2 separate regions of the Homo sapiens genome follow, and region 2 is linked to region 1. Evidence: chromatin contacts called from ENCODE Hi-C or POLR2A ChIA-PET data. All regions are on one chromosome and are shown on one strand. Each heading gives the region's core, a stretch centred on a gene start or an enhancer-like site at or near the end of the contact. The rest is flanking DNA. Distances are from core to core; before and after follow the strand shown.

What was found. A loop is a pair of places that touch in the nucleus more often than their neighbours do. ChIA-PET counts read pairs that join two places held with the same protein, here RNA polymerase II (POLR2A). Pooled maps may share reads with other maps.
Region 2: a map of IMR-90 shows a loop between it and region 1 (8-fold over the local background). The contact joins two enhancer-like sites. A Hi-C loop is called at or near these places in 3 of 168 maps with a recorded cell type or tissue (IMR-90, breast epithelium and heart left ventricle) and 4 of 50 pooled maps. POLR2A ChIA-PET finds 5 or more read pairs at or near these places in 8 of 52 experiments (AG04449, AG04450, K562 and 4 more).

Annotation. Positions count from the first base shown.
Region 1 is chr4:168,813,484-168,818,709 of GRCh38, forward strand. All of the region lies in intron 10 of PALLD (palladin, cytoskeletal associated protein), which reads left to right. Among named protein-coding and RNA genes, the nearest start is that of PALLD-AS1, 170 kb to the left of the region's middle. RefSeq lists enhancers at 2,387-3,021, 3,022-3,657. Within about 2 kb of position 2,613, at least 16 of the 41 ENCODE cell types and tissues checked have a DNase peak (open chromatin) inside an H3K27ac peak, as active enhancers do; they include IMR-90, where a contact is called at or near this core.
Region 2 is chr4:168,855,215-168,860,440 of GRCh38, forward strand. The region is part of intron 10 of PALLD (palladin, cytoskeletal associated protein); the gene reads left to right. It overlaps LOC102723331 (a long non-coding RNA gene), which reads right to left. Exons shown (of 2, transcript XR_007058358.1): 2 at 1-5,226. Among named protein-coding and RNA genes, the nearest start is that of CBR4, 150 kb to the right of the region's middle. Within about 2 kb of position 2,802, at least 5 of the 41 ENCODE cell types and tissues checked have a DNase peak (open chromatin) inside an H3K27ac peak, as active enhancers do; they include IMR-90, where a contact is called at or near this core.

The sequences.
Region 1 (5,226 bases), core at 1,363-3,862:
GTCTTGCTCTGTCACCCAGGCTGGAGTGCAGTGGTGTGATCGTGGCTCACTGCAGCCTCAAACTCCTGGACTCAAGCAATCCCCCCACCTCAGCCTCCTCAGTAGCTAGGACTGCCGGCACATGCCACCACACCCAGCTAATTTTTAAAAAATGTTTTAGAGTTGGGGGTCTCACTGTGTTGCCCAGACTGGTCTTAAACTCCTGGCCTCAAGTGACCCTCCTGCCTCAGCCTCACCAGTAGCTGGGATTACAGATGTGAGCTGCTGTATGATTCTGTCTCGCATAATTGGATATATTTTAAATGGTAAACTTGATCTGTATAATATTTGGACCTCCCTCAAAAAACAAATCATTCATGAAGCTTTGGAAAGGCTATTATAACCAAATAATGTGTGCATAAGGAACCTTCTCCCCACATCTCTGAGCCCCTTTTCATTATGGAACCTCACAGCATCCCTCAGGATATCCCTGAGCCCAGGGGAAGATGAGAGTGGGAGGAATTTCAGTGATGGGAAATAGAATCAAGTTAAAGTAAACTCTGAATTCGATAGAGACAGTGTGGGATGAAGCAACAACAAAAAAATGTATTAAGACGCTATCAATAATACATTTTGCCAGCATTTTTGAGACGTTCCAAACCAGTCTCAGAAAGTTTGAGACTGATCCCAAGAAAACAATGAGAAAGGTTGAGTCTAAGCCTAAAATTTTGGCTGAATTTGGAAATTATCAGTGTGAAGGCTACACACCAAAAATATAAGAACCAACTGTCCTGAAAGTTTGGGAGTTAAGATTTGGGGAAATTATTTGAAATCATTTCAATCTACCAATTCCTGATTTTTTTGCACTAAGAATTGAAATTCTGAATCCCTTAATTTATGTATCAAATATATCTACCAGCAGTGCAGGGACAATGAGGGTGGAAATGCATTAACTAATAGATTATATGGACTGCCTTAAGCAACTGTATAATTTCTGTTAGGATGAAACCGAACCATGTTGGGAATTCTGATTTAAAATGAGGTCTGTACTTTATAGATGTGGAAAATAAGGTTCATAGGACGAAATTACTTCCTCAAAAGCGACATAACTGCGTTGCAGCAAAAACGGCAGGAGAGTGCAGGTCTCTAAGCCAAGTCTTGGACTAGGTTCTTGATTCCAACAGTTCTCCAGTGATGCTTCTGAAGACACTGGGCTGAAAGTGAACAGTGACCCTCTTTCCCGAATGTCTATAATTTTCTCAATTTAAAATTTTTCTCCTAAAAGACAATGGCTATTTTAATCTTTTCTGTTTGTTTGTTTGTTTTGAGACACAGTCTCGCTCTGTCACCCAGGCTGTAGTGCAGTGACGCGACCTCGGCTCACTGCAACCTCCACCTCCTGGGTTCAAGCAATTCTCCTGCCTCAGCCTCCCAAGTAGCTGGGATTACAGTTGTGTACCACCATGCCTTGCTAATTTTTGTATTTTTAGTAGAGACGGGGTTTCACCATGTTGGCCAGGCTGGTCTTGAACTCCTGACCTCAAATGATCCACCTGCCTCGGCCTCCCAAAGCGCTGGGATTATAGGCATGAGCCATTGTGCCCGGCGAATATTTTAATCTTTTAGTGACCTCTGCCATTTTTCTTTTCAAGAACAAGATGAATGAGCAAATGTAAACATTTTAAAATTAACTTGGAAGGGCTTTGACAGATTTCATTTCTCATGGACATATGCTTGTGACTGTTTCAATATTGCAGGCATACACTAGCATCATTTTCTTTTAGCAGAATTGCTTGGTGCTCCTGTAATAGAATGAAGTGTAATAGTGTGCAAACATTCACAACTTCCATGTGCTCTAAAACCTAAACAAGTTTGAACCCACAAGTCACTTTGTAAGGCACATCCAGGCTCGTTGAGATTCTAACTGGTGGAAATAGTTGAAAGTATATTTGTCACTTACACCTTGCCTATATCCAAGAAGGATTTGAGTCTTCCTCCAACAAGAATGCATCCAAGCCAGTCTAAAACTGTCCTCCATAAAATAGGGAAATACACTTTGGGAATTTCATAAGCTAAACACTATTTCCACATTGGTCACCATGGTGAACACAAATATGCAAAATCGACTGAATGGTAACAAGGCAGGGAGAGAACGTGCTTCCTATAGGATTTGATCTGCTGCTTATTCTGATCAAAGTGGAAACTATAAAGGTTGGTTGGAGCGGATAGCCCAATGCCTGCCCAGTAACAGGGCTGCAGGAATTAACACGGTGGACGAGGGAAGGTACAGACCATTTTCGGTGGCTAAATGAGAAATAATACTAAGCGATAGGATATCCTGTATGTTTAGATTACTTGCCTCTGAAAACGAGCTCCAATTCTTTTTCAGAACAAGTATTGGGAACAAACTGTGGATATTTAATCACTTAAGGGTACTTTCTTCTGGGAAAATCGCTCACTCTTAATTTTTCAGTTGAGTTAGACAAGGGCTAATTGCAAGAGGATTAAAACCTTGAAAACTGCTTTGTTCAGCTTATTGTTTCAGGTTTCCCTTTGGAGTGTGGATGATGTGTTTATTTGACATAATGAATACCACCATCCGCTTTGTTCCGGGAACCAAAAGGCTATGTGCTTGCCCAAGGAATTTCTCAGTTGTTTATATGTAAGGAAACACTGCTCTGTGTTATTGGATGGGACCATTACAGCTCTTTCTTAAATAGGGAATGCAGAGAGCCGTGCTTTCCTCACTCACATCTGAGCAGAGAAACCAGAAAATAGCCTTCAGCACTCCAAATGCCTGCTTGTTTTCAACACAAGAGAGCAAAGGGAACATTTATTGAAAATGTGTGTTCTTCGCTTAGGAACCCAGAGCTTTACTTTGTGTTATTGGCACATCTACTTAGACCTATGTTATATGTGTATGTGTGTATATATATATATATATATATATATTTTTTTTAAGTATTAGATTGGAGTGCTTGGCATGAATCATAGATTAGAGAACATTGACAACTAACCAGATAGTGAACTCTGCCTCTATCAGCCAAATCTAACTGCCAAAACACTGAGGAATAAAGTAACCACTAATTAAGCAGCCTGGAGTTTTGTTTTTGGGTTTTTTTTGGTGGTGGTTGTTTTTAATACATACCCTGCCATAGGATGAGGGCAATTGTGTGAAATACATGCTTTGCGGTGACTTCCAGTGATGCAACATAGCAGTCTTTTTAAACAGCTGAAAACTCTCTGGTCCTTTATGGTTTCCAAAAGGTACTCCTTAAATGGGCATAACTGATGGGGGATTGGCTAGTGAGCTACAGAGAAGGCTGAGTCAGAGTGACCTGTTGGAGCTAGCCCCGTGTGTGTGTGTGTGTGTGTGTGTGTGTGTGTGTGTGTGTGTGTGTGTGTGTGTGTAGAAAAGGGGGAGCCGTGGGCAAGGGGCGGGGGTGAAGGGAGGCTGCAAGCTTGGCAGAATGTTTGAACAAGACAAAGAGCAGTTCCAGCGACCAAATAAGGAAGTGAGTGCTGAAGTATTTCAGAATAGAAGTGTGTCAGGGACTCAAGGCAATTGCGGAGAGTAAAAATAGGCAAAGAAGAAAGGGCAAAGGATTTTTGTTTTACTTGTTCCACAAAATAAACAGGGAAAGAAGTATCTCTGGTCTTTCAGCTGGAGTGAGAAAAACAGATCGTATCTATCCCTTTCTGTTGGCTTTTTATAGACATGTGTCTGAAGAGATGTTTAGAAGCTCTTTCAGTGGCAATGGCAATAATAAGCATGCTTTTGTTAAAGACAGAAAAACGCAAGTTGTGCATTAGACGCACCATCACATTCCCTTTATGTGTAATGCATGAAACTTTTAGCCCAAGATGATGGAAGTTTCCAAGAACCAACAGAAATATCTGGAAACCCATTTTCAGACATGTCCTGAACACTGAATTATAACTGTATCCTTTGAGAAAAATCTTACCTCTTAACAAGCCAGTTAAATGTCCATTAGATACAGTGTCTAACTTAAATATGTTGATAGTTACTGAAAAAGATGTCAAAAGAGGCAAATTACGCAAAGAAACTGTCAGTACTTGTTTTAATCTTCTCAATACCATCTCCCCAACTCTCCAGAGTGGCCAATAATATGTCACTGATCCTATGGATAAATGCTGCTCTTATTTTGATACTTTTTTTGCAGTACGGGTGGAAGAGAACAAAGATTTGGAAGGAGAATTTCAGATACTCCTAAACATAATTTGAAACAACCTTTTTTTGTCCTACAAAACCAACATTGAGAAATTATTTCTATTAACCAAGAAATCAATTTACTTATGTCTGCAACTAGGAATAAATAGAAGACATTCATCCTGGGTAAGACTTTTGAAAGCCCTCAATAACTAAATTGTTGGCAACTCTAGGATTGGCAATTGAACAAATCTATCCTTCTGTTCTCATGCAAAATACAAAATTGGACAGCCCACACTTGAATCAGAAACTACCAGAACCTGCCCAGAAGAGTTTGGGTAGAGAGCTAAACTGGAGTGCAAAATAGGGAACACACAAAGATTGACCACGGCATGTAGATGATCTTACAATGTAGTGTATTCTGGCTCCAAAAATAACCTGCCCCCCACTTAAACTGAAATATAAACTCTATTGAATAAGCTACCTTGATCATGCTTCAAGAAAATGTTAGGCTTATGACAAAATGTTTATTATCACAAACAAAGAAAAAATTAAAATGAGACACAGTGTTATGCCCACGAATAGTCATTTTAATGACCAAGCTCCATCCTACCAATGCTTCACTAGTTGACTTTTTTTTTTTTAAGCAATTTAACAATAGATGTCAAGAGCAGGGAAAAAAGGCTGGGTGTGCTGGCTCACGCCTGTAATCCCAGCACTTTGGGAGGCTGAGGCAGGAGGATCACTTGAGCCCAGGAGTTGGAGACCAGGCTGGGCAATATAATGGGACTCCATCTCTACAAAAAAATATTTCGAAAAAGCCAGACGTGGCGGTGCACACCTGTAGTCTTATCTGCTTGAGAGGATGGCTTGGGCCCAGGAGGTCAAGACTGTGTGAGCCATGATTATACCATGTACTCCAGCCTGGACAACAGAGTGAGACCCTGTCTCAAATAAATAAATAAATAGTGGTAAAAAGAGTATTTGACTTCAAAATCATACTTCTCAGTATTTGCCCTGAGGAAGTAACTCAAAATGGGAAAAGAAATGTATAAGCCTGAAGATGTTTAGTATAG
Region 2 (5,226 bases), core at 1,552-4,051, 42 kb after region 1:
AAAGTAGCTGGGATTACAGGCACATGCCATCACGCCCAGCTAATTTTTGTATTTTTAGTAGAGACAAGGTTTCACCATGTTGACCAGGATGGTCTCGATCTCTTGACCTCGTGATCCACCCGCCTCGGCCTCCCAGAGTGCTGGGATTACAGGTGTGAGCCACCTCGCCCAGCCTGAAAAGGAATGTTCTAAGTTCAGCAAAATGAGTGATTAACATGTAAGTGGTACGTCTATCTTAAATGCTTTAAATTATAATTCATGATTTTTTAATTAAGGCTTTCTTATTCCATCTGATCTCTTATACACTCTAGTACCCAGTGATACACAAATTTTGTTAATTTTGGTAAGTCAGTCTGTCTGTGCAGTGTGTGACCTTGACATTATGTAATATGAATGGGATGGCTACGTGTTCCCTTTTCCCCAGGACAGTCAATCTGCCAGTTGTCTAGAGTTCTATATAGTTCAGCCTTTGTCCCAGATTAAAGGGCCCACATTTGGACACTGAATTATTTACATGACCGTCCTGAATACTAATAGCTCACATTTATCAAAGGCATGCTTGAACATTGCTCAAAATACTTCACATGTACTACCACATTTCATCTTCACAGTCTAGGAGGGAAGTGCTATCATGACCCCCATTTTATTTATTTTAGATTCACTGGTTACATGGGCAGGTTTGTTACAAGGGTATATTCATGATGCTAAGGTTTGGGTTTCCATTGATCCTCTCACCCAGGTGGTGCACACAGTACCCAAGAGGATGTTTTTCAGCCCCTCCCCACCTCCTTCTCTCCCCACTTTTGGAGTACCCAGTGTCTGTCGTTCCCATCTTCATGTTTGTGTGTACACAGTGTTTAGCTCCCACTTATCAGGAGGTATTTGGTTTTCTGTTCCTGCATTAATTTGTTTAGGATAATGGCCTCGAGCTGCATCCATGTTGCTACAAAGGACATGATTTTGCTCTTTGTTGTAGCTGTATAGTATTCCATGGTGTGTATGTACCACATTGTCTTTATCCAATCCACCATTGATGGCATCTAGGTTGGTTCCACGTCTTTGCTGTTGTGAACAGTGCTATGAGGAGCAAGTGTACATGTACCATGTGGGGTTTTTTGGTAGAATGATTTATTTTCCTTTAGGTATATACCCAATACTGGGATTGCTGAGTCTAATGGTAGTTCTATTTTTAGAACTTTGAGAAATTTCCAAACTGCTTTCCACAGTGGCCTAATTTACATTCCCACCAACAATGTATAAGCATTCCCTTTTCTCCACATCCTGGCCAGCAGCTGTTGTTTTGACGTTGTAGTAATAGCCATTCTGACTGGTGTGAGATGGTATCTCATCGTGGTTTTGGTTTGCATTTCTCTGATGATTAGTGATGCTGAGCATTTTTTCATGTTTGTCAGCTGCTTTTATATCTTCCTTTGAGAAATATATGACCCCCATTTTAAAGATGAAGAAGCAGGTTCAGAAAAATTAAGTGATCAAAGAAACTCAGCCAGTAAATAATAGAGTCTAAAATTTAAACACAGGCAGTCTAACTCCAGAGCCTACATGGCTAAGAAGTACAGCATTACCTTTCATTCCTAAACCAGTTAAGAAGTATATGAATAAAACTCCTAGAGGATGGAAGGGTCCTTTGGAACTGGGAAGTTCTTGGAGTCCTTGAATAGAAATGCTTTCCCAATTTGCCAGTGCAGGGGCCCTTTATGGGAAACAGTGAGGACCATCCAACAGTCCAATTAACTGAGCACAAAGCACAAGGCATATTTGTTTTTCTTTCTTTTGAAAACATAAATGTTAGAAAAGTTCAGAAATGAAGAGATTTAGAAGTATAAACTTATAACTGTTGGAACCATCCTCGTATTTTCTAGACCAGTCTTCCTTCTCTCGACAACCCTTCTCTCATGGCCATTCCTCGCCCTCCATGTTTTCATGAACAGTGTGATTGACTACTCTGATTTTGTTAGCTAGCCAAAGTGGAAAATGAGAACTCGGTGAGTGGGCTGGTGTATGCTGCCTGCCAGAGGCAGCGCTCTGTAAGACGACTTCATTGTTTGCTTACCCTAATGCTCCATTACATCTCAGGATTTATTTATAAATTATTTGTTTTAGGATATGGTACTAGCTTCATGAACCCCATTGTAGACTTCACATTTAGAAGTGTTTTTTCCAACTCTTTTTTACTTAATTTTCATGAGAATAGTCCTTACGTCAAGATGAAAGAAAGGTGAAACACCAGGTAGAATCAGCAAACTGATAAGCAGCCCTGTTTAAATCCATGGAAAGGTAATGTTTAAAGAAGACATTTGTTTTAATTGATTTTTATTTTACGTGTACACATTAACTTCATAAATCTTACCTTTCATACCAAGAAGCCTAGATCAGCTAGCGTGTTAATATGCTGACGGCTGAGAGCAAAAATAGATAACCTAAAGTTGTCTAACAAATTAGACATCACTTAAGAGGAAACTCAAGTGTGTTTCAGGGAGCAGTGGCAGATCTGCCTTAGATTTTTAACCACTGCATCATCCTGTTAATCAAGATCAATCAGATACAAAAATCTTTGGTCAGAACCAGTATTACAAAAGAACCTAAGAATTTCTGCTTTCTCATCTTTCTGTTTACCATAACACAGGCATATATCCAAAAATATATAGAAAGCAAAAATTTGGAGAGAATGACATGCGCTTTCCTAAATGCACCTTAATGCTTTCCCTGGTGTTACTATTACTACTGTTGGAAGCATCACTGTTGAAATGAGCCTGTACGTCACACACATTGCTCCCCACACAGCAACACTTCTGATGAGGGCAGCCCCCTGCCTTGTTATTCATTGAGAAATAGAAACTCTGATTATTTAGAGCAAAATTTCAGATTTGAAGAAGTTTTCCTAATAAGGAAGAATGATGTAATTTTCATGGAGGGGGGCCAGGTTCCCTTCATTTGTTTTATTTATATTAGCTGAATTCCAGGGGAAAATGGGCTATGAAGCATGAGGGCTGCTAACTATATTTAGCCACACAAAGTTAGTACATCAGGGGTCATTTTTTCTTTAAGTTATACACTCATAAATGGGCTGGAAGATATTTTTCCCGGCATCTTGTTTTTATAAAGTTTGATCAAGCATAAATACTTTTATTAAGATGCTATCTTTTATTTCGAGTGTGAAGAAAGTATCCATTGTAATCTCTTTAATTTGGCATGTTTCTCTGAGATACTGGTTTTTGGGTCAAAAGATGGATAACTAATAACAATACCTTGGTTCAGAAGATTGTATTAACTTTCCAGAGTGCTCACGCCTGTCATCCCAGCACTTTGGGAGGCCAACTCAGGAGAATTGCTTGAGCTTAGGAATTGGAGACCAGCTTGGGCAACACAGGGAGACCCCATCTCTACAAAAGTAAAAAAATTAGCTGGGCACGGTGGCACATACCTGCGGTTCCAGCTACTTGGGAGGCTAAGGTGGAAGGATCACTTGGGCCTGGGAGGTCGAGGCTGCAGTGAGCCGTGATAGTGCCACCGCACTCCAACCAGGGCAACAGAATGAGACCCAGTCTCAAAAAAAATAAAAATTAAAAAAAAAAATCCAGAGTGGGCTTTAAGAAGGAAGCAATAGTAGTTTCTTGGAAGAAAGATAATGTGTGTTTAAGAGTCCCGTTCTGCCCATTGTCTGGCACTATTCAATCTGGATTCACTCCCATCCCCCTCACCTTACTCTAAATATAAAAATAGTCGGTGCGTCTTAAGACAGTAGACTATCATTTTTGTACTTTTGCATTAAGACTTTTATTTAAATGTATTTATAAACTGGAGAAAAATTTGTAGCATTTAAACATAAAACCTCAGCGTTATAATTGGTCATTCCTTCCTCTTGTCAACGTGTTACAACATTTTTGCTTTGCTCTGTTACATGACTCGGGGCTTACCTGCATTTCACGTGAGAGAAAAGTCAAATTCATCTCCACCCCACAGCCTGCTATCTTCTGCCTTTTACCCTAAATCTTTGGAGGCGACAGCTTCCTCCCCATGACTGATAGTTATCCATGCTCACAGCTGCTGGCAGGACTGACTCCTTTACAACTGTGGCCTTGTAGTTGATCTGAACAGGATGATCCTGTCTATGGAAGCGGAGTCTTCTCTCACTGCCTGAAGGAGAAGGCTCTGCTGGAGATGGAGGGCTCTCATCTGTCAATGGGTAGCACCGACGGTGCCCCAGACATGCTGACCATGTGTGGATGTCTTAGAAGAGTGGAAAGGCTTGAGAAATGCAAGCTTAGAATCATTTCTAATATTACTTGATGGGAAGTCAGCAAATAGGAAACTTGTAAAAAATTGGAGGACAACTTTTTGCCACTATCATGGACAAATCTATCACCACTACCCCAAATATCGGTCCCTCAGAGACCAAGTCCTTAGATTCTGAGGCTCTGCTGTATAATTCCTGTTCAGTAGAGCATCTGGCGAACCTCTAGTAGGACAAACAGACAGTAACCCTTGTGAGAAGTGAGGGAACTTTTAGAACTAGGCCTCAAGGAGCACTGTACAGTAGAAACAGAATGTGAACCACCACAATGAAGACCACATATGCAGTTTGTTTTCTAGTAGTCACATTAAAAAGGAAAAAGAAATTAATTTTAATAGTACATGTTGTTTAACCCAATATATTCAAAATATTATTTTAACATGTAAATAATATAAAAATTGTCATAAGATCATTTTCCAATATCTTTTTAAACTAAATTTTTTAAATCTGCTGTGTACTTGACACTTACAACACGTCTCAATTCTGACTAACCACTGTTCAAGCACTTAATAGCTACATGTGGCTAATGGCTACCATAGTGGGACAGTGCAGGTCTGGAGGATGTGAAATCGGGTGAACACACAACCTTTACACCCGAAACAGTGCTGCAGAATTGATGATAATTACTCTAAATGCTCATCTCTTATCTTTTCGCGTCTGAAAACTGCTGCTGAGTGTACAAACCAGGTAACAGTAATAAGGGCCAATCCCAGTGGTAGAAATGGAGTTGATATGGTGGAGAAGGATCTGTTGACACCAGACCCTCAACCACAGCCATGCACAGCTGGACAGAAGCCCCCTCGGACTCCCAGGTCTGGAGTCGGGGCAGAGGCAGAAAGTCTAAAAAGAAATACATCAGTGTAGTCATTTCAGTAATAAATGCTGTGAAGTAAATAAAACAAGATAGTAAAAGA